3 separate regions of the Homo sapiens genome follow, and all the other regions are linked to region 2. A link is an interaction called in ENCODE POLR2A ChIA-PET data of the cell type or tissue named here. Cell type or tissue: GM12878. All regions are shown on one strand. Links, peaks and the distances in the headings refer to the core of each region. The heading gives the core; the rest is flanking DNA.

Region 1 (7,920 bases), core at 2,125-6,124, 410 kb before region 2:
AGATCATCCCCTTTAGATTAAAAAAAAGGGTGACCCCTGACAACCAGGGAAGGCAATTACTACTGACCAATTAACCACCACTTTCCAGACACTTCACTTACTTTATCCCCTGTAATTTTCACAAGCAGCCCGAGAAGTTAAGTATATTATAGAATAAACAATTTCCACAGAGTCACAGAGATGGTCCGTACAGAGCTGGGATTTGAACTCATTCTGCCTGAATCCAAATGGAAATCTAACATATGCTGGGGAAAGGATCTGGGTAGAATGACAGGCTCCAGTGATACTGACCACGCCATCTTCTGGATAAAAATGCATTCTTTTCTTTTCTTTCTTTCTTTTTTCTTTTTTTTCTTTTATTTGAGACAGGTTGTTGCTTATTGCTCTGTTTCCCAGGAGTGCAGTGGTACAATCGTAGTTCACTGCAGCCTCCAACTCCTGGGCTCAAACAGTCCTCCCAGCTCAGCCTCCCCAGTAGCTGGGACTGCAAATGTGAGCCACTGTGTCTCTTAAAACTTTATTTATTTATTTATTTATTTATTTTATTTTATTTTTTTTTTTTTGAGACGGAGTCTCGCTCTGTCGCCCAGGCCGGACTGCGGACTGCAGTGGCGCGATCTCGGCTCACTGCAAGCTCCGCCTCCCGGGTTCACGCCATTCTCCTGCCTCAGCCTCCCGAGTAGCTGGGACTACAGGCGCCCGCCACCGCGCCCGGCTAATTTTTTGTATTTTTAGTAGAGACGGGGTTTCACCTTGTTAGCCAGGATGGTCTCGATCTCCTGACCTCATGATCCACCCACCTCGGCCTCCCAAAGTGCTGGGATTACAGGCGTGAGCCACCGCGCCCGGCCTTTATTTTTATCTATTGTGTGTGCGTGTGCGTGTGTGTGGAGACGAGGTCTCGCTATGTTGCCCAGGCTGGTCTTCAACTCCTGGCCTCAAGTGATCCTCCTGTCTCAGCCTCCCAAAACACTGGGATTACAGGTATAAGCCAACACACCCTGTATTTCTAAATGTAAATTTTCTCATATAATTTGATGAGTCCATAAAGTACAAAATCTTTCCATTCATTTTCAGATGAAAAATAAAACTATATCTGCCGGATTTGCTTGAAGGAAAAATTAACAATACATTGAATCTCAGCTAAAAACAAACAAACTCAATAGTATATCATAGATTCAGTACAATCATAGGTCCTCTGACCACAGCTGGCTACATCATTGACTTAAACTTCATAAAAGCACCCAATTTAAATCTGTAATAATGTATCTGAGTCCTTCTCTTATCTCAAGGTCATTATAATACAGCCTCATTTCTTATTATATCACATCAGAGTCTCTAAAATTCAAACTATTTAAATTTTATTTTATAGTCTATACATATAATTTTTATTATTTATTATTCAATTTTTTTATTGATTGGATACTTAATGAAAGGAAGTACATGCTACCCACTTTTCCTTTATTTTTGAAACAGAAAATTTGAGTCACCCAAAGAGGTGAGAAAGATATGGAGGCTGTCCAGATGGTTCTGTCCTTGGCCTTTTTTCTCTGCTTTCACATCATCCAAGATTCCATTCACTGTCATCATTTCAGCCACCTCTGCTATGTAGTAAATGTTCCTGATTGTGCCTTTGGCTGTAGATATGTGTGACAGTTCCACCCTTCACCCCAGGAGGGACAAACCAGGCTTTGCCCCTTCCTTCCAATGACCCTCACTCCTTCCTCTCCTCCTCCCCTGGCTTCCCCTTGCCCTCCTCTCTCTTCTCCTCCATCCTTCTTTTCCTCCTCCCTCTGCTCCCCCTCCTCCTCCTCCTCTGAATTCTCTAAGGACAGCAAAGCCAAAGCTGGCTACCCTTCTCTCTTGCTCCACTCATCTAATCAGTTTCCAAACCACACACCCTGCCTCCTCTCTGCCCCCTGACCCGCCTTTCTCCTTCCCTGTGCCATCACTCAGGTAGAGGCTCACTGTTCTCCTGGGGTCTATACTACTTACTTTACACTGTTCTGCCCATTTCCTGCCTTTCTGCATTCCTTTTGCTTGACATTCTCCTGTAATTGGCTTTCTATTTGTTATGGATGGCATGTGTGTGTGTCCTCCACAAATTCATATGTCAAAACCCTAAGCTCTAATGGGATGGTATTAGAAGGTGGGGGCATTGAGAGGCGATGGGTTCTGAGGTTGGGGACCTCGTGGTGGATGTGTGCCCCCATAAGGAGAGACAGGAGAGAGCTTGCTTCCTTTCTCTTTACTGCCTCTACCATGTGAGGATACAAGGAAAAGAAGGCCATCTTCAAACCAGGAAGCAGACCCACCACACATTGAATCTGTCAGGACTTTGATCTTAGCCTTCCCAGCCTCCAAAGCTGTGAGAAATCAATGTCTGTCATTCAAGCCACCCAATCTATGGTAATTCATTATAGCAGCCCAAACTGACTAAGACATCATTGTTCTTCCTACAAAGGAAACGCACTTCATATGGCTTTTAGGCTTTGTATGCACCAGCCCAGCCTCATCTCCTGTCCCAGTGGCCAAGCTGCAGTCAGAGGACCTTCTTTTTGTCCCTTGCACTTGTATGATTTTGCCTCCACAGAGATTTTGTTCATGCTGTTCCCTCTGCCTGCATTGTCCTTCCCTTCAATTTGGCCTTGGCAATTACTGCTCATCTGTCAGCTCTTGCTTAATTGCTAATGCAACGAGGAACATGTTTCCTATGCTCTCTGGCTAGACCAAGCTGTCATGGTGCTATGGGGGTCTCCTCAGTCATCTAAGTTGCAGCTTTTCATGTATCCATGTTATTTGATTTATGTCTGTCTCCCTCATGATATTATAAACTACGTGAGGGCAGAGAACTTATCTGGCTTTGCTGGCCGTTGTAGCTACTGTTCCTAGCACATGTTCTAATAGATGAATAAATGATCAATAAATATTTGTGGACAGAAGGAAAGAAAGATGGTAAATGAAAAAGAGGGAGGTTTATTAGTTTTCTATTGCTGTCTAACCAATTACTGTAGACACAGTGGCTTAAAGCAACACAGACTCATCATCTCAGTTTCCATGGGTCAGGACTCTGGCACGTGTTCGCTGGATACTCGGGTCAGCATCTCACAGGGCCAAAGGCAAGGGCTCAGCCAGCTTCGTCCTGTTGTGGAGACTGACCAAAGAAAGATTTGCTTTCTTGCTAAAGGTCAGCTGGTGGCCAGAGCTCATGGAGGCTGAGTTCAGTTCCTTGCCAGGTGACCCCACCCATAGACCCTCTTACTTTTCCAATTACTCTACTTCAGAAAGGGTCATTTTAAGCCTCCTTAAGGGACCACCTGATCAAATCAGGCACACCTGGATAATCTACCTTTTGATTGACTCAAAGTCACCTGATCAGTAAAGTAATCACAGGAGTGATAACACCATCTTCACGGGCTCTGCGGGCAATCCAAAGAGGGGGTCACGGGAGACATGCACCTCCAGAAAATGAGATCTTGGGGAACGTCTTGGAACTCTGCTGCCCACAGAAGGACGTGAGTTGTGGCAACCAGACAGGTGAACATCATTGCTCCTCAAGGTAGGATGTTGGTTAGAATAACAGACTTTCAGAACTTTGCCACATGCTGGTTGAGAAATGTTGAATAAGTTAGAACCTTTCAAAGTCTTCATTTCCAAATACATATGATTATAATAGCAATAACATCTTCTTCAGGAGTTTCTATGAAAGATTAAATGTCTTCAGCCACAAAATGCTTTGAGCGGTATCCCTGGGACATAGGACATATCCATGAGAGGGACCTATCTCTGTTGGGATTCTTACATGGCTTTTGGGAACAATGGATCCAGGATTTGAAATGCAGATTTTTCCCGGAATACCTAGAACATATGGTCTCCAAAATTAGAGAGGCAACATCCAATCAGCAATATATTTCTGTGGGAAAAAATCCCCTTGGAGACAGGAAGCTAAAGAGAAGACCAAAAAAAAAAAAAAAAAAACAAAATCAAATCCAGGCCTGGTAGTTACCTATTTCATTAAGGAGCATTTACACCTTCCTTAATCAAAGAGTTTTTAAATGTTATTTGAGAGAAAATTATATTATTTTATAAGTTTTGAGTAATACACATAGCAAGTGGAGCTAAATAAAAGAGACTTTGAACTGACTGCCTGTTTTTATTTTGTTTTACACCAAGTTATCTGCTCCTAAATCAAAGTTAATAATATTTCCCACTTAAAATGCCCCCAACATCCTACCGTAGTTATTTCTCATGTTTCAAACTCCCATTCTTGCTGATGAGGGCTTTCTTTTCTATCTAATTTATTTGGATTCTGTTCTCTCCAGTATAATGTAGGAACTTCCCACAGAGTTGATGAGATCACTTCCTGCTGCCTCAGCACAGGGCTGGAGCTGAGTCAGGCCGGCCAGGCCACCCATCGCAAAGGCTGTCATTAGGACTGATTGTCAGAGATAATGTAAAGCCTTAGGAAATGTCACTGACACCCAGAAAATGGGAGCGGAAACCTACCTTGTAGCACCATCCGCTTATACCCTGTGATTCCACCGAAACGTCCTCCTGATCTACGGCTCTCACCTCCTTCCTATCAGCTTTCCTTGCTGGTGACAGAATGGTACCTGCACCCTGGAGGAGAACCCTCACAGGCCATGCTTGGTCCCTGGGGTTTGGGGGCAGCTTGGGCTCATGAAGAGAAACGATGTGGAGGGAGAAGCCTTAGTCTTAACCTCTGGCATTGCCACTTGCTGGCACCATCTGTTCCTTCGCCTCCGTGGGCTCTGGTTTCTGCTTCTGCACCCCTGCAATGGGACAGTCCCAGCACCTGCCATATTTATCTCCCGTCTCTGTTGTTTGTGGAATCAGATGTTGGATGGGACTTTCTCCGCTTGTGAAATCGGGTTAGAATCTGGAATGGGAGCTTCACGCCATTTCCATAATTTCTGCAAGTCCTCCCACCTCAATGCCTCTGCCCCCAGTTCTGTGCTCATTCATTCTATTCAGCTGCATCTTTTAATCCAACGCCCTTTGGCATTTCAGCCTCACAATTTTACTAAAGGTGTGGGTGCTGTTTGGAAGCATCACATCCTATATCATATAGTCTCTGCTATTTGGTAAATTGCACCCCTTTCCTCTAAGTCTTCCTGCAGTCGAGTCTTCTAGGGAGTGATGTACAATTCCCCAGGCTGGGGCTTTTCCCAGGCCAGCAGGCAGCCCACATAGCCTGCCCTGCCTTCAGGAGAACTTCAGTGGATGGAATAGTCTCCGTCTCATAATAGTAGGGTCTAGTGAGTTATTATTATATTAAGGTCTTTGGGAGCACTTTGATACTGGTGAAGTAAATAACAAATGTCAGGTATAATTAGTGCCTTAGACCATTTGAGCTGCTATGCAAAATAGCACAGACTGAGTGGCTGATAAATCACAGAAATTTATTTCCTATACTTCTAAAGGCTGGGAAGCCCAAAATCAAGGTGCTTTGAGATTCAGTGTCTAGTGAGGGCCTGCTTTCGGATCCTTAGATGGTACTTTCTTGATGTGATCTCATATGGTAGAAGGGGTGTGGGATCTTGCTGAGCCTCTTTTATTCAGACCATAGCAATTCACATTATTTTGAACATCATGGGGCATAAAAACTTCTGCAAGCACAACCGAATGGAATCTGCAGCAAGTCTTAGTGATGGCTGGCCTCATGGCAGAAATCAAACCTTCATGTTAAATGGGCATCTTTTAACTAAAGACATCACACTGTGGAGGTATGATCCATAAATATGCAAGCGCTGCAGCCATAACTCCGTTCACCTTGCAAAAGCAAAAATCCAATTATAAGTTGGGTCCAGAACCAGACCAGAAAGGATGGCTTGGTGAATGGCAACACAGTTTCATTGAAAAATAAAGCCAAGCATGTGTTGGATTACTTCTTTCTGTCTATTCTATCAGTACCATGAAAAGCAGGTTGAGTAAATATTTATTAATCAGTCTCTTGGAAATATTTTACTATTCTTTTTTCTAATATTATATGAATGAGAAAATGCATACAAAATGATATAAAGAAATAAAGAAAAATATAAACAATAACAATGCACCTAAAACCAGCTGAAGAAACAAAATATTGCCAACAGAGTCGAAGCCCACTTTCAACCAATTCTTCCCCCACCTCTCTCTTCTACCTTCCCCAGGGATAAGCTCCCAGAGGTAACCACTGGCTTGAACTGGATTTTTATCATTTCCATGGTTTTCTTTGTATCTTTTCTTATTTGTTTCCTCAACTTTTCCTACATATGCATGTGCTCCTAAGCTATATTTCCACATTTCTGTATTGGAGGGCTTTCTAACCACTGTCCTGGGGCACACTGGTGTGCCTGGAACGACTTACAAGCTGCCAAGCGCCTTAGTCAGCCAAGGGCTCCATAACAAAGTGCCATGGACTGGGGATGTCAACAAGAGATGTTATTTTCTCACAGCTCTGGAGGCTGGAAGGCTGAGATCAAGGTGTCCACAAGGTTGGATTCCTCAGTCTTTTCTCCCTGGCTTAGATATGGTACCTTCTGGCTGTGTTCTTGCATGGCTTTGTCTCTGTGCACCTGCATCCCTGTTCCTTCCCCTTCTCATAAGGACACTAGTGGTATTAAAGTCCCACCTTTGTGATCTCATTACAGGATCTATCTCTAAAAACTGTCATGTTGGGGATTTGGGCTTCAGCATATGAATTTGGAGGGACACAATTCAGTCCACAGTGTCATGTTAGTCATCTTTTCTGCCTTCCACAATCTTGCTGATTTATAAATAAGCAAACCTGAAACAACGTTTCATGAAATCACCGCCCTTGAGACACAGAAGAACAGCTTGGCACATTTGCCCACCCTCCACCGCCCTGGCCGCATTTTTCAGAACTCAAGACTCAGAATTTCTTTGGGGAGCTTCTCTGATTTTTCACATTCCCTGTAAGAATATACTTGGATGATATTCTTGGATATGAGCTTGGTTTCTCTTCAATGGAAATTCAATGCCCGCTTTTTTCATCCTGATCATTCACAAGAATAATGAGTATATGAGGGAGAACAGAGAGACTCTTTCTTATTTAAAGTCTCAACCTGTTTGGTGTACATCTCTCTAGCAGAATCTCTGGAATGTGGAACCTCCTGGTCCATGCAGATCAAATGTCGTTACCAGTTTAAAAACAAATTAGTCCATAATAACTCTTCTGAACCTGCCCTCAAGCAGCCCAAGCCCCTCAAACTAAGAAAGCCAGTGACAAGCACTACGTTTCGGGCAGTCGCTCCATTGTCCTCCCCAGAGGAGCTCCACCAACACTGACAGCTCAGGGCTAACTTATTCTCCAGGAATTATCCCAATTGCCTGCAATGCAACACAGCTGCCTCTGCAGGAGACCCTTTCCCTTTCCACAGGGACAGCCTCCATCCTGTGCAAAGAGCGGAAAGGTCTGGCCTCCTGGCCTCCAGATAGAACAACACTGAGTTCAGAACTCCCTGTGGGATCTGTGAGGCTTTTGCATTAACTACATTTCACTTAAACTCTTTCATTTGTTCAATTGTCCTCATTTCACTCCTCCATAGAGGCACGCTGCCATCAACTCCCTGACTCAGATTTCTATCTGTATCTGCTGCCTGAGGAACCTGACTTAGAGCAGCAGGTGCCAGGCCTGGTCTCAGGAATTTGACTCTAAAATGGAATTCTGGAACTGGGCAGCCTTTCGGCCGACAGGCAGTGAAGACCCCGTCACTAGGAGCCAGGGACAGAAGCATGAAGAGCCCCAGCATGCTGCACTGCAATTGTCCGTTTCACAGTCACGAACTAGGAAGGGACACTCAGCAGGGCATGCACAGGGCGCGAGGCCCCACACATTTGAGAAATTCAAGGGATAGGATAATTCTGAGGACGTGAAACTCCAATGACCATTGCTGAATG
Region 2 (7,920 bases), core at 1,847-5,846:
ACAGACAGAGAAAGAAAGAGAAATAGGAAGACAGAGTCAGATTCAGACATGGAGAGAGACAGAGAGAGGCCAAGACACAGAGAGGGAAGGAGAGAGATGGAGAGAGAAGGAGAAAGAGACAGAGAGAGATCAACCAAAGTGAACTACTGAATTATAAACAGATGTGCGTCTTACTTTGGGAGTACTTCACACAACCCTTCACTACAGACTACACCGTATCTGGCAAGACCAATAAGTTGTTTACTGGGGCAAAATGGAGGCAGAGGGTGGTTATGCATCAGGTAAAAAATAAAATTTTCCCTAACATACAGAGACTGTTAAAGTCAAGTTTAATTTTTTGGTTTGAAATAACTGGGTAATGTTTCAAACATCTACTTCATACCATATGTGAAAGATATACTCTAAAGGAATCTTGAGCATTAAAGGCATTTTCAGCAAAATGCTTATGAGTGTTGACTATGTGCCAGATGCCGCAAAAGGTACGGGTGGCAAAAAGATGTTCTTGTCTTAGCAGAGGGGAAGCAGCAGTGAAACAAGGGCATTGCAGTAAACAAAGCCCATCAGTGCTGTGATAGATGCCGTACAGTGTGTGTGTTAGGAGAGGGGGATAATTTAAACTTGCAAATGAGCTCTACAAGTGGGATCCTTTTTTATATATATTTTGAGATGGAGTCTCACCCTGTTGCCCAGGCTGGAGTGCAGTGACGTGATCTTGGCTCACTGCAACCTCTGCCTCCCGCATTCAAACAATTCTTCTGCCTCAGCCTCCCAAGTAGCTGGGACTACAGGTGCATACCACCACACCCGGCTAATTTTTGTATTTTTAGTAGAGATGGGGTTTCATCATGTTGGCCAGGCTCGTCTCGAACTCCTGACCTTGTGATCCACCCACCTAGGCCTCCCAAAGTGCTGGAATTACAGGAGTGAGCTACCGCGCCCAGCCAAGTGGGGTCCATTTTAAAAAGTAGATAAAGTAAAAATTCAAGTGTATTCAAAACCATACTTAGGCTGGGCACAGTGGCTCATGCTTATAATCTCAGCACTTTGTGAGGCTGAGGTGGGCAGATCATCTGGGGTCAGGAGTTCCACAACAGCCTGGCCAACATGATGAAACCCCGTCTCTACTAAAAACACAAAAATTAGACAGGCATGGTGGTGGGCACCCGTAATCCCAGCTACTCAGGAGGCTGAGGCAGGAGAATCGCTTGAACCCAAGAGGCCGAGGTTCCAGTGAGTGAAGATGGCACCACTGCACTCCAGCCTGGGCGACAGAGTGAGACTCTGTCTCAAAAAACAAAAAAACAAACTACACTTGGCATGGGGCCCAAGTGTTCCCATCTAAGACCAATTCATCAAAAACCCTGAGAAAAATGTTCCCAAATCATCCCTCTTCCACTGCTGTGATTGTCTGTTGGGGTGGCAGCCACAGAGGCAAAAGCCCAGCCCAGAAAGTGAAATGTCTGTCTCTCACCAGTTTGTTACAGGAGGATTGAATCTACCCTGGGACAGAAGAGACTCCTGCAGCAGGATAGTTCCCAAACCAGAGGCCAGTCCCTCCAGCACCACCAACAAGGAACACAGCTCCTCCTCTCTTAGACTCCAGCACTCTGTCTCGCTTCGGCTCACCAATATGTTTTTCCAGTCAATCAGCAAACATTATTGAGTGGCCATCATAGGCACCCCAGGTTTCCCCTGGAAACACCAAAGTGAAAAGACCTCTCTACCCAGGATGCAAGCACTGATCCTTGATGTAGCGTTTCAGTAACACATGACTCACGGTAGGCAAACTACAGGGATACAAATGAAACTGGGAAATCCATGCATGAGATTCTTCTTGCTTGGCCTCTTCTCCCAGATCAGTGAGCGTTCCCCTTGGAGCTCTCTGGAGGACAGAGCAGAGCTCATCTTGTGCCTGAGTTATTGGGGCTGCTGCCTCCACTCAAGAGGCTCCTATTTCTCCATCACCCAATCCAAGAATCCATCAAGTCTGACCCTAGAAGGCGCAGCAGAGTGACTTCCAAGACCTCCTGCCCTGCTGAGCCTCACTCCAGTCCTTGATGGCTGGAGCACCCGCTGACCTCTGTGTTTGTGCTGCCTGCTTCCCATACCCTCAGCCACCCAGGTCACTCACAGGAGTGGCCAGCTCTGTCTCGGAGCCAAGTGTCTTCTTTCTACCCCATCATTGTTTGGCCTCCCATCAATCAATTTCTGGCTCATTATAAAATTAGCATACCCACAGTTGCCACAACCTACAGATGACTGTTTTTGTCTGAAGCTTTTTAAAAAGCAGATTCTTCAGAAGCTATTCTAGATAAACATATGCCACCCTTATATATAACCAGGATTTTGGAAGAGGGCTATGCATTTTACCTTCTGATGAGAAATGTCATTCTTCCACCAATCACCAGTGCCCGTCAGCCTCCCCATCCCAAACCAAGTCTATTCTGGTCCCTGAAATTCTATTCACTCCTTGGAGTTAAAACTTACAGGATCTTTGGGAAGCTGAATATATACCAGCTATAATTCTTGCTGCTGTGGGCTTTAGCGATCAGGTCAGTTGTCCATGACTGTTGATGAGAAGGACCCTGCTAGAAGGAGGAAGAGAGGGTCCAGAGGGACCCCAGGACCAGGCAGTGCCAGGGAGCCGAAGAGGGAGGGGTACGGAAGGAGCAGTCTTAGGACCCGGCCTCACACCTGCATAGCAGCACCTTGGCCCCGTGGGAAAGCAGAGAAAATGTGAACATTCTCCACTGTGCCTAATTCATTTGGAAGGCACCTCCCTTGAAAATCACAGCTCGTGAACTTCTGTCATATCTGCAATGCCCTTTCCCTCAATTTTACACAAGTTATCGCATGTCATTATGTCATTGCGTCACACACCTTAAAGGGATGGGGTAAATTTTTTTTTAAATTCTTAGAAAAATGGCCATATTTTAGCATCTTGATGATGGTGTGGAGGAAGCCCACCTTGCTTTCCTTTTCAGGTGTTTATCTGCAGAAACCATCCCCGTTCTCAGTCAAGAGCTTCATAATGCATTTCCAGAAGCAGGAGGCCCCATGGGAGCCCAGGCAAAACTTTCAATCCCGATTGAGACGTCTGGGCAGGTCTGGCTGAACCGTGGGGTGGACTCTCTAGAACTCCATTTGCACCAGAAACAGAAAGCCTCCTGGGAGACTCCTCCTAAGGTTCTGGAAGGCCAGGAACACAAGGTTCTTCAAGTCACAGTGCAGTGGGTTCACAAGGGAATGAGCATCCCCAGTACAGAGTGGCCTCGGCATATCTTCACCCTCCGCAGTTTCCTGAGGGTCCCCGGGATCACAGGAGGGGGTGGTGCACCCACGAGGAAGGCTTGGGGCTGAAAGTGACAGAACAACCTAACCACAGTGGCTTAAACAAATAAGGGACTTATTTTTTAGCTTAGTGGCCAAAGCTGAGGTCTCTGAGACCATCTTGGCCCCTCCTTCAAGGTCTCCAGTAGTGGGAACTGCGCCACCTATCACATCTGCCTCTCTTTCATAAGAAGAGAGGAAACAAACCCTGAAGCAGAAGTTTTCAGGAACTCTAAGCAAACTGTGCTTTCTTATATCTCTTTAGCCAGCTGTACCCACATGGCCACCCCCAGCTGGGAGGCAGCCAAGGCAAAGGGGATTGGAAATGGAGGTCGGAACAGTCAGCCTGCCCCAAGGGGAACACAGCAAGAAGGGATGAGCTTGGAGTCAGCAGCACTGCTTTCGTGCCCAGTCCCAAACTGAGAAAGCAGTGCCCACCATCTGCAAAAAGTACAGCGTAGCTTGGACACATGGTGGACGGCTTCACATTGGTGCCGCCTCATGGCTGTGACCCTCCCTGTGCAGCAGTGGGAGGTGGTCCTGGGGCTTTGGGACAGCCCCACAGAGATGTAGGTGAAGCCCTGAAAGCACCTTTGTGGTGTACATGGGTCTCCCGAAGGAGCTTGAGTAGGAAGGGGGGGGCAAAGAGGATGCCACGTAGGAAGAGAAGAGGAACTGCCACCGTCCATATGGGAGCCCCTGGGTCCTTCCAGGAATAACTGAGTGAGATTTCTCCTGGGCTTGAGTTCCCACGGTAGCAAGAGATCATGTTGGTATCCTTGGCTTCTCAGCTTGGGGAAACAGTGACCTTCAGCAACTGGAATCCACTAATCATGTGACCGAACAAATGAAAGACCAAAGGACCATTGGTTAGGGCACTAACTTGAGAATTTATTTCTGAAAAACAAAGTTTTCTTTTCAGATGAAATGGGATATGAAACATTTATAGAGGGTCTAATGCATGCCAGATACTTTACACAGATTGTTTTATTGAATCCTTATAACCACCCTATAAATAGCCATTATTTTCATTTACTGATAAGAAAACTGAGACTCAAAGATTTTCAAAAACTTATCTAAGATCATGCACCTAAAATGTGGAAGAGCCACATAAACCCCATAGATTTTCTGAATCCAAAGTCCACAATCCATCCTGAACAGTGCTTGGATGCCAATTCCTCAAGTTTTATCTGAAGAATTATTTGTGTTCTATGTAATACCCCACCTATATCTAAGAAGATCTGAAATAGCTACTCCTATAAACATCTTGCCACCAGCTACCTAGTCATGCCCCTCAATGTTGAAGATAATGAAAATGCTGGGACTTTTCCCAAATGCATAGGAAGGTGGGAAATCCAGGTCAGACCCAGACTCCCAAGTTCTTTTAACAGTGCTGTCTACACCAAGGCTAGCATCCTGGCTGTGAAATCCACAGTCCCCCATTAAACGGCTCAGGGATACCCAGAATGAGGGTCAGCCAACCGAGATACAATTTAAGGAGAGCCAAAAATCTCCATCATCAAGATAAATAATATTTTCATGCCACATTTGTTTTCTTAACTATTATGGATACATAATAGTTGTACATATTTACAGAGTACGTGTGATATTTTACTATTAATAGAAGCATACGATGTGTGATGATCTAATCAGGGCAATTGTGGTATCCATCCCTCAAGCACTTATCATTTCTTTGTGTTAGGAACATTCCAATTTTTGAAATTGGAATTTTAGTTTCTTTTTAGTTTTTATTGAAATATTCTTTTTTTGAAATATACAATATCTGAGTTATTTTTGAGTTTTTGAAATATACCATAAATTATCAGTTACTATAGTCTCCCTATTGTGCTAGTAAACACTAGATCTTACTCTTTCTATCTAGTTGTATTTTTGAACTCATGGTGGGGAGGGGGAACCAAAAGAGGGGATGGTTAATGCAATACTTTTAAAAATAAAAATTAATGCAAAAAATCCATGATGAACAAAATATCAACATTTTAAATAAAGACAAGGTGCTTGTATGCTTGTCTGTTTCCAATCAGCTGTGGTTTCTGGGCCCCATGGCCTCCATGTCCCCATGAGACTGCTTCATGAGGGCTGACAGTGGCATGCTGTATTAGGCTGTTTTTGCATTGCTGTGAAGAAATACCCAGGACTGGTTAATTTATAAAGAAAAGAGGTTTGATTGGCTCCCGGTTCTGCAGGCTGTACAAGCATGGTGCTGGCATCTGCTCGGCTGCAGGGAGGCCTCGGGGAGCTTTTACTTGTGGCGGAAGAAGAAGGGGGAGCAGGCCCTTACATGACAAAAGCAGGAGCAAGGGCTGGGGTGGAAGTGCCACACACGTAAACAGCCAGATCTCATGAGAACTCACTCGCTATCAGGAGGACAGCCCCAAGCCCTGAGGGATCCTCCCCCACGACCCAAACACCTCCCGCCAGGCCGGCCTCCAACACTGGGGATTACCTCTCAACATGAGATTTGAGCAGGGACAAACATCCAAACCAAGTCATGTGCGGACAGAACAACATTGGGCTTCATATCTAGTCATGGGTTTTGATTCCAGAGGTTCTATTCACGTTTTCTGCTTGGTTCAGAATATGGGAGGACATTCTAACAAGTACATATGGGGGTGCATGTGCTTCCTCTTGCCTCAGGCTCCAGTTTGGCCCCATGTGGCATGGGCACAGCTCATCATTTAGTCAGCACAGAGAGGCGACAGGAAACTGAACAAGGAAGAGAACCTATGGTGGAATTAGTACGTTCACAGCTTCTCATGGGCTAACAGCATCCACGCACACGCTACATGATGTGAACTGCCACGTCCCTTGCAAACATCCCTCTCTTTGGGAGAGTCTGTAATTTTTCAATGACCCTAACAACGTTGACACAATCTTTCCACTCTAAAAGACACTAGTGTGTCATAGGAGCAGATGCAAAACATGTTCCTTGTTCATGGGAGCAATGATAATTACTTTGACGACAATAGAGAAGCTAGAAGGTATTAGGCTGGGAACAAGACAATGCAAACAGGACTGGATTAATTTGCATTAAAAAGACTGCAAGAGCAATTAGCACCTCATTAATATGACATAAATGTTAATTTATACAGATCCCAAGTGACCCTCCACTTCCTTCCTCCCCACCAGTGTGAGTGTTATGGTAGGAAGCACTCCATGAGAATGGCTTTCAAAGGCTGGGAGCAAGTCCATCTGCCCGGCCTTTCCAAGGAGGTGCAGATGAGTTCGAGTGTCCACTTAGCTGAGGCCACAGCAACCTTCTCACACGAATGGGCCGCCTGTGGGAATTACACTGCAGCCCGCAGAAGGCTCTGCGTTCACAAGGGAGCCTCGACACTGCTGCACACAACAGCGCAGTGGCCGTGGTGGCCCAGGAAGGGCTGCATCCACGCTGGGAGGGGCGGAGCCCACAGAGAACTGCACAGCTAAGGTTTTCCACCACAAACCTGAAGCTCGTTAGGATCAAAGCAATTGCCTTGAATAATTGATTTCTTCATACCAGTATGAAAATAAAATAAAATAAAACCCTGGAGGGTTGTGAATGGCATGAGATATAATCACACCACTTGAGAGTGAGAGGCACTTAGCGCCCTGAGGGTGTGATTAGGGCATCCTACATCAAAGGACGGTGTCCTAAAATAGTTCACCCAGTAAATCATTTCACACAATTCATTGTAAATGACACTGCCAGGAAGAGGAGATTCTGGAGAGCTTCTACCACCCCTTTTATTCTCCGTTGACCCTTAGGAGGAAGGAGACAGGATGGAAAAGGAGTATGAGGGTAACTGGGTGTGGGCACCTCCCTGTGGGAAAGAAATCTCACTGTTATTCTCACTTTGACTTGCAGGGACACTGACCTCCAGGATGTGGTTAAACACACACACAGTCACAAACAAACAAACTCCCACATATTCTCCCACACATGCGCATGTACGCGCGCGCGTGCGCGCGCACACACACACACACACAGAGCTTATGCCAGAATCTACCTCCATTCAAGAATTGTCCTGGGTGTTCGTCACCACGTCAGTCTTGCAAAGCCTTCTGCAACTCTGCCTAGGGACATGATGGCAGGACCCCAACACCTGTCCCACCACCCCAACACCTGTCCCGCCACCCCAACACCTGTCCCGCCACCCCAACACCTGTCCCGCCACCCCAACACCTGTCCCACAACACCAACACCTGTCCTGCCACACCAACACCTGTCCCGCCACCCCAACACCTGTCCCGCCACCCCAACACCTGTCCCACAACAGCATTCACAGGCTCCATGGTGCATCCATGATGCAGGAGAGTCTCCCAAATCCAACTTAACGCCAAAGATGTGCGGAGCAACCAGTGTGTTGAGAACACTCTGCCAGGCACAGTGGGGTGCAGGGGATTCCGAGCAAGTCCCCGGGGGGGGAGGTTAACACAGTGACTGAGATGGACGGGCCCCAAGAAGCCATTCGAGGCCATTACCAGGATAAAGAAGAACGAGGACAGTTAGGAGGACTCCATGGAAGAAGTCAAATCTGAGATGGTCCTCCTGAAGAATGAGGCAATTTCAGTAGCCCCACGTGGATAGAA
Region 3 (7,920 bases), core at 2,125-6,124, 93 kb after region 2:
CAGCCTCAGAAGCACACACTCCTTCCCTGCCTCACTTCACACCAGTGTTTCCACCTGGGGTTGCCTCCCAAACCAAAACCCCCACTAAAATCCTTGTCTCCATGTCTGCTCCCAGGGGAACCCAAACCAAACCAGCCCTGAAATCTCATTTCAGCTTCTAAATCAAAACCATGAAAACTCAATGTGGTTCTTTGGAAGACAGAAACCCCCGTAGGACTAGGATTGGTCTTCCCAGCCATCCAGTAGCTCACAGGTGAGCCAAGCAGGCCCAGTGGGTGCCTACCTGTCTCAAGGCAGGGATGTGGTGAATGGACTTCTTCCAGGGTGAAAAAGGGAGGGGAGCTAAAAGGGCAAGTCTGGGCATCCCTGCCCCCTGCAGCTGTGGGGAGACAGAACCCACACTGGGGCTTCCAGGAACAAGCAGGCACTGCCCAGGAACTGCAGGCACTGAACTCCATGCAGAGAGTGGCTGGCCTGGGCTGTCCTGCTCTGCTCCAGGGCCCAGTATGAGAACCCCTGGGCTACAGACCATGCCAGGTGTCAGAGTTTCTTTTTCCAGAATGGATTGCTAGCTCCTTCCTGCCTGATCAAGGAAACTAATTCCTATAGCCTTCACCCAGTGTTAGCTTGTCTCATATCAAAGCTGAAGAAATGACATGGAATTTGCTAGAAAAAGGAGTGACCCACAGGCACAGCCAGATCCTGTTCCCACCTCTGCCGTGACCTCTGACTTTAGGCTGGCCTCCCCTTCTGTCAGACAGGTGGGCAAGACCAGAAGACATCTAAGGTCCCTGCCAGCTCTTTCAGGCTGCAATCATGGCCCTGAAATACATATGGTTAAAGAACTCCCTAAACCTTCACTTCCCCCTCTGTATAATGAGCACACATCCCTCACAAGAATGGGGTTTGTGTGGAACCAATGAGCTAAAGTCCAAAAAGCCTCTAGCCAGGGTGACCAGCACCTAGTCGGTGTTCTAGCTCAGTTGGTTCCCCCACCTCCTTTTCCCCTGGGCCCCTTCTCTGCCAGGCCAGTCTCAAAGGCTGCACTCACAGGTATGAGTGTGAACTTCCAAAGCACCCCTCTTGCCTGGATGTCTGCACCTAATCTGCCCCCTTTGCTCAAAAGATGCCCCCAGAAGTCTCTGGTGGCTGCAGCAGGAATGAAGTGTTCACTCTTGGTGTCTCCTGGTCTCAGTCTGAGAAGCGGGTGGCCACAGTTGGGGTGGGAGACATGCTGGGCTCTGAGGCTTTCCACACCAGAAGTAGCTGCTACAGAAGCAACAGGCCCCTGTGGCTTCTTACCACTTGGCAGAAATACTGAAGATGGTTACCAAAGGTAGTGAGAAAGCCTTGTTCTTCAGGTATATCCCAGGAGAGTCCCACTCATGAGAGTGTGATGACCAGCAATAGGGCAGCATTCTTGTCCCTTCAGCAGCCTTCACCCACAGAGGAATTATTTTTAGTTTGTCTATCTCAGGATAGCCAATTGGGAGCAATTAGAAATGACCACAGCAGAATCACCACTCTCTGCCTTGGTGAGTCACAGTCAGGAAGGACTCACACAGAGTTGTCCATGGTAACTCCAAGCCACATGGTACTTAGAGAGATCTGCACCCAACACTGAAGTCACAGCTCCCCAGGTGTAAAAAGTGATAGTTGTGTCCCAGCTGCTTATCTGCATGTATTGGTCTATGGGGCTGCCATCACAAAATACCACAGACTGGGTGGCTGAAGCAAGAGGTTTATTTTCTCACAGTTCTGGAGGCTGGAGGTCCAAGATCAAGGTTCTGGCTGATTCCATTTCTAGTGAGGGTGCTCCTCCTGGCTTGCAGGCAGCTGCCTTCCTGCAGTTCTGGCAGGGCCTTTCCTTGGTGTGCATGCATGGAGGGAGAGGGAGCTTTCTGGTGTCTCTTCTTACAAGAATGTGAATCCTATTGGATCAGGGCCCCACCCTATGGCTTCATCTAAGCTCAGTTCCTCCCTTACGGGTCTCATCTCCAAACACAACCACACTGAGTGTTAGGGTTCAACATAGGGATTAAGGGGTACAAGGAGAGATGCACATTCAGTCCACAACACAGCAATGTGGTTTGTGTCACTGTCAACATTACAAAGCCAAGAGGCAAAGACACTGCCGGCCCGAGTATGCATGGTTGAGGTAGGTTTTCTGAAAGTGCCGAGCCTCCACCCTCCCTGCCCTTGCCCTGCTGCTGCTGTGCCCCTGACAATACAGACCCCATTCAAGGAGTCCAGCACAGCACCAGGCACTGCAGACACTACTCACATCATCTTCTCAGTGACTCACAACCACACCAGGAGGCAGGCATTGCTGTTCCCATTCCCCGTGGTGAAAACCAAGGCACAAATAGAATGGGGGACAAGCCGGGCATGGTGGCTCATGCCTGTAATCCCAGCACTCTGGGAGGCCGAGGTGGTCAGATCACCTGAGGTCAGGAGTTGGAGACCAGCCTGGCCAACATGGTGAAACCCTGTCTCTACTAAAAATACAAAAAATGGCCAGGTGTAGTGGCACATGCCTGAAATCCCAGCTACTCGGGAGGTTGAGGCAGGAGAATCATTTAACTCCAGAGATGGAAGTTGCATTGAGCCGAGATTGCACCACTGCACTCCAGCCTGGGCGACAGAGTGAGACTCTGCCTCAGAAAGAAAAAAGAAAGAATGAGGGACAAAGCCTGGCTGGTCAGCTGTCGAATCCAGATTTGATGTGAATCTGTCTTGTTTGTGCATTCCAATGTCAGGTGTCAAGTGTGAGATGTGCGAGGGCACAGAGATGAAAAAAGATGGAAAGAGACTCCCGTGTCATGAGAAAGACCCAGTGGAACCGGGATACCCATAGAGTTTCACGGGAAGTTTGGGAGGAGAGCGTCTGGAAGGGCTTCTTGGAAGAAATGTGCCAGGGCTGAGTCTCACAGCAGGAGCCACCAGGCAAAGGGAAAGGAAGGAGCTGGAGGTGGGGACAGCATGAAGAGGGGAGCTGGCCTGGCCTGAGCAAGACCCTGAACAGCTTCACGGTCCTGGGCACGAAGCAGGGGGCCGGGATCCTTCCAGAGGAGGCTGGAGGGGCAGGCAGGGCCCACTGGGGATGCTGAGGTGGAGACAGACATGTCCCAAGAGTGTGGGAGTAGGGAGGTCCTGAAGGTGGGTACCCTGGAGAGGGACGTGCCACTGCATTTTATAGGGCTCACTGACAGCCACGAAGGCATGGGTTTGAGGAGGAACAGCCAGAAGGAGACCACCTAGGTTGCTCCTGCAGGAGGCCAGGAGACAGAGGGTGAGGCGGGACCCATGTGGGGCAGCGGGGAGGGGATGAGAAGCAGAATTAGGATGGCGCTGAGGGAGGCGGGATAGCTCGGACTCAACATTGCTTGGACATGGTAGCAAGAGAGACCAGGGAACCTAGGATGCCTCCCTCACTGCTGGCATGGGCCAGGGGAGAAGGGTGAGCCCATCCTCTGAGCAGGGAAGCCAGGTGCCAGCACAGGCAGAGCCAACTTCAAGTCACACAGATCTCATTCAAACCCCACTCTGCTGTCTCTTAACTGTCCAACCTTGAGCAAGTATCTTGGCCCCATCTGTAATCTGGAGATGAGGACAGTACCAGCCCCACAGAGCTGCTGTGAAGATCCCATGAGGAGGTACATGCAAACCACTGGGCACGATGTCTAGCACTCAACAGACACTAAATTGATCACGGCTGTCATTTAAATTAGCCACATAAATGTGTTTCATTCTTGGAAGGTCACGTATTCCTCACAGCGTATGGTGCCCCAGTCTTTCCACTACTGCTGCATTTTGGAGTGTCCTCTAGCTTTCAACCATGGATAATGAGACCTGCAGATAAGCCATTTCCAAACTCCCCTAGTAGAGCCAGGCACCCCATCCCCATCCCACAATTCTCACTGCCTGGTCCTCATTTCTGTGCTCACCTCCTTCCCTTCATGGAGGCTCTCAGGCAGAGCTGTGTGACCTCCCTTTCCCTCTCCATCTGTCTGTGCAGAGCTAGCACGGGAGGGCTTGGCAAATGTTTATTTACTGAGCAGGAGTTACCAACTTTTCTCCCAGCTGATGATTTAAGTACAAGTTTCAGTATGATTCCTCCAGTAGCCGACCAAAGGCGGATTTTAAACTAAGAAACACACCTGTATTTAGCACACCAGGGGATTCACCAGTTCCCCTGGGGCTGGTCTTGGCACAGTTTCATCCAGAAAAAAACCACCAGAGGAACCTTCAGCACATTAAACACCCATAGGCAATATGCACTGTGTGGGGGGTCAGGTGCTCATTGTCTCATTTCTTCCTCTGCCCATGAGGTAGGGTGTGTGAGCCCCATTTTACAGATGAGCAAACTGTTGGTAGGCAAGTCTACTTTGCTAAAGGTCATGTCGCTGCCGCATGTTTATCTGCATTTGAGACTAGAAAAGCAATTGATGTCTGTTCTAGGAATTAGGGACACTGGTGCTGAGAACACTTAAAAATAGCCCCGTGCATTTTCCCATTCTTGAAACAGGTTTACTAATCAGGAACGCAGCTGAAAAAATCCAGCAAAATGACTCAGTTCCAAGTAAAATGTCATTTCTCCCCCATCACTTTGGGACAACCCCAGCAAAGCCAGCACAGCATAGAAACAGAAAGAGAGACAGCAGAGAGGCCAAGAGGCAGAGAGGAGAAAAGGGGAAGAGGCCACATGGGTGGCTGCAGGGCCTCTCACAGTGCCCTGCAGCCTCAGTCAATTCCGGGGGTGCTCACAAGGCTAAAACGCTGGCTGTAAAATCAAGGGCAAGCTGGAGGGCTGGTTTCCTGTCTTCTAAATATACTCCTGTTCCGATGGTATCTCGTCCCCTGCGTCACGAAGGAGGGCTGCCCTTGACACTGTGAATGTCTCAGGAACACCTCAACCCAAAGGAAGCTGGGGTGTAGAAAGCTCGAGGTTCCTAATACCTTCAGGAACAGCACACTCAGGTCCTGCTCAGGCACTGGGCATGGCTGCCTCCTGCTCCTCTTTATCCACCCTCCTCCCCCTCCTCCCCCTCCTCCCTCTCCTTCCTCCCTTCCTCTTCCCTATCTTCCTCCTCCTCAAGGTCTTCCTCCTTCTCCCCCTCCTCTTCCTCCTGCTCCTCCCTTTCCCCTCCTCCTCCTCCTCCCCTTCCCCTCCTCCACCTCCCCACACAGAGCACCTCAAGCCCTCCAGGTGGGCAGTAACTGTCCAGCAGAGCTGCTGTCTGTGAATGTTATCAGAGGAAACACTTCAGAACTGAGAAGCAAACAGAAACCATTCTACACCTGCTGTCGCTCCACTTCCTCTGGGCCCCAACCTCCAGCCAGGTGTCCTCATGGGAAGAAAGGGCCCATTCAGGACTGCGGCTAGTGGTTCCCAGTTGAGTTCCTCCAACATGGCAGGAAGAAAGGAAGACACAGTAGGAGGCAGCAGAGCCTTGTGGTGAAGCCTAGGGCTCAGAGTGGAGCCCACCTACTGCCCATGCTGCATGTCCTGGCTCTGTGACCTTCGGGCAGGCTGTGGTTTATCATTACTTGTAATTTGTAACATTGAGTTACAAATACTGTGACTAGTTCAGAGGATTTATGAGGATGAAATGAGTTATCTGCTTAAACCACATAACATAGTGCATGGCCCTACACTTTGGGAGCTGGCGTGCCTGCCCTGAGCCCCACGCATTCACACTGTGTCATTTTTACAGCTGTGCCACCTGCCTCCTCACCTTCACCCTCCACCCCTCACACACCCTTCCAGGGTACCCCGATCCCGCAGGCTGCTTCCCATCTCTCCCTGAAATGCAGCCCGTCCTTTGGAGAGCCTTCCAGGACCTTTTCCCACTCTTGTGCACGCTTGACCATCATCAATTTAGTGATCTTTTCCCTAATAGATTTCACGTTCTCTCAGGCCCAGAGCCATGTCTAAGTAACAGTGACTAGTGGCTATGTGAATCTATTAATTCTCACACCTAAAATAGAACTCCACACAAAGGAGGTGCTCAATAAATGCTCATTGAGCAATCAACAATAACGACCAAGGCTCAGAGAGGTGAAGTAACCTGCTCTGTGTCACAGAGCTTGGAAGTGGCACATCTGGAATTCCAAGGCCAGTCACACCAAGGCAGGTCCAAGTCCTACTGCCCCTCAGCATCCTCCTCCCGTAGACGGTGATGCACCTGGGGGAGCAGAAGCAGTAGTTCCCAAGTCTACAGTGGAGCAAGAGGCTCAGAAATGGAGATCTCGGAGCTGCCCGCGTACAGCCTGGAGTAAAGGACACGCCATGCTGCCATTAAGCACCATTTCAGCCCCTCGTTGCCTGCACAGGTCCAACACGGAGCAGCTTGGCTGGGAGGCAGAACGGCAAGTAAAGCCTCCCTCCAAACAAGCCACCCCGCAAAAGGCTTGAAGGAGCACCCGTATTCAGAGACCACCCACTTTAATACAGATAATACTCTAGTAGCTTATATTTATTGATTTCCACACCTGCTAGGGACTGTTCCCAGCATGTGTGATTAAGAGTATCTATAATCGCAAGGCGCGGTAGCTCAGTCCTATAATCCTAGCACTTGGGAGGCCGAGGCAGGTGGATCACTTGAGCTCAGGAGTTCGAGACCAGCCTGGGCAACAGGGTGAAACCCCATCTCTACAAAAATACAAAAATTAGCTGTGTGTGGTGGCACATGCCTGTAATCCCAGCTATTTGGGGGAGCTGAGGCAGGAGGATCACCTGAACCTGGGAAGTGGAGGTTGCAGTGAGCTGAGATCATGCCCCAGTACTCCAGCCTGGGTGACAGAGCAAGACTCGGTCTAAAAAAAAAAATATATATATATATATATATATATAAAATTATTTGATCCTCGTGGCAACCTTACAAGATGGGCACTGTCAGCCGCCATCATCAGCATCTTACAGATGGGGAAACTGAGGTGGGGGAGAGAAGCAAGTTGCCTAGTGTCCTGAGTATCACACTGCTAGAAATTCCTGCAGCCTGGGTGCAGGCAGTGGGGCTCCAGTATCTGTACTTTTTACCAGTTTGCCACTCTGTTTTGATGTGATTTTTTTTTTTAATGTTAAAGGTGAGGTGGGGATAAGTTCCCAAAGGTGCTCATTGAGTCCCACTGTTGTGGAGTCACTTTCTGTGGAGTCCTCATGACAGGCCCTGGAGGCAGGAGACCCGGAATCACCTACTCCCACAAGCCCATGCCGGCCTGGCTCAGCCATGCTTTTAGAAAGTACTCCCAGGAGGCTATTGCAACACTCCAGGGGCATCCCCTGACATCCCTGCACCTGCCTGGACATCCTGTCCTCTCCTCCTTTCTTCCAGCAACTTCCTGGGTCTCAGGGAGGGGGGTGGGATTCCAGTGGGGTGCGGGAGTGGGAAGCACTCCATCCGGGCCGAGGGAGGAGTCATTTCCCAGCTCCAGTCAGCACCTGTTTCTCCGCCTCTGGCCCATGGTAGGAAGGGAGCTGCCAGGCATCCCGCCCTTGAGGCCTCTGAGCGAACGAGAGCTGGTTCACAAGCTCGGAACCTGGAGGCTCAGAATGCGGCGGCTGCTAGCTGTGTGACAATGGACAGGTCACTGAGGTCCCTGGCAATGGGTGGGAGGTCGTTAGCGCTCCTTGCCAGGATAGCCTCTAAAGCCCTTCCTCGGGGGACCGGTCAGCACATGCAGCCTCAGCCCTCTCCTGCCTCAGAGTGACATCACTGCCTTCGGGGCAGCCCCCTCACCAAGCAGCCTGTGTCCCCTTAGTCTCCGTAATCCTCCAGCCATCAGCCACTCTGCCCTAGCTCTCTCACAAACATTGGGGGGTTTGGCCAACAGGTGTAGTAGCAGAACACCAACATCAGGGTGCCCACCCCACAGCATCATTATTGCTGAGTGGGAGCATCTCTTTCCAGATGTGCA

What was found. Peaks named below come from ENCODE experiments on the same cell type or tissue, not always from the same donor. Only the 100,000 strongest peaks of a DNase experiment are listed, where the experiment ranks them.
Region 1: POLR2A ChIA-PET joins it to region 2 with 6 read pairs; 2 of 35 experiments call an interaction of 5 or more read pairs at or near these places.
Region 3: POLR2A ChIA-PET joins it to region 2 with 5 read pairs; 2 of 35 experiments call an interaction of 5 or more read pairs at or near these places.

What each region holds. Positions count from the first base shown.
Region 1 is chr2:8,004,815-8,012,734 of GRCh38, forward strand. It overlaps LINC00299 (long intergenic non-protein coding RNA 299), which reads right to left. Exons shown (of 9, transcript NR_034135.1): 9 at 2,957-3,945. Among named protein-coding and RNA genes, the nearest start is that of LINC00298, 32 kb to the left of the region's middle. In GM12878, for the core only: no CTCF peak of the experiment used is centred there; no DNase peak of the experiment used is centred there.
Region 2 is chr2:8,418,487-8,426,406 of GRCh38, forward strand. No RefSeq gene overlaps it. Among named protein-coding and RNA genes, the nearest start is that of LINC00299, 94 kb to the left of the region's middle. In GM12878, for the core only: a CTCF peak has its summit at 3,490; a DNase peak (open chromatin) is centred at 3,435; H3K27ac peaks cover 403 bases.
Region 3 is chr2:8,510,790-8,518,709 of GRCh38, forward strand. No RefSeq gene overlaps it. Among named protein-coding and RNA genes, the nearest start is that of LINC01814, 69 kb to the right of the region's middle. RefSeq lists enhancers at 4,309-4,418, 4,619-4,668. In GM12878, for the core only: a CTCF peak has its summit at 5,447; DNase peaks (open chromatin) are centred at 4,192, 4,752 and 5,412; H3K4me3 peaks cover 2,077 bases; H3K27ac peaks cover 2,924 bases.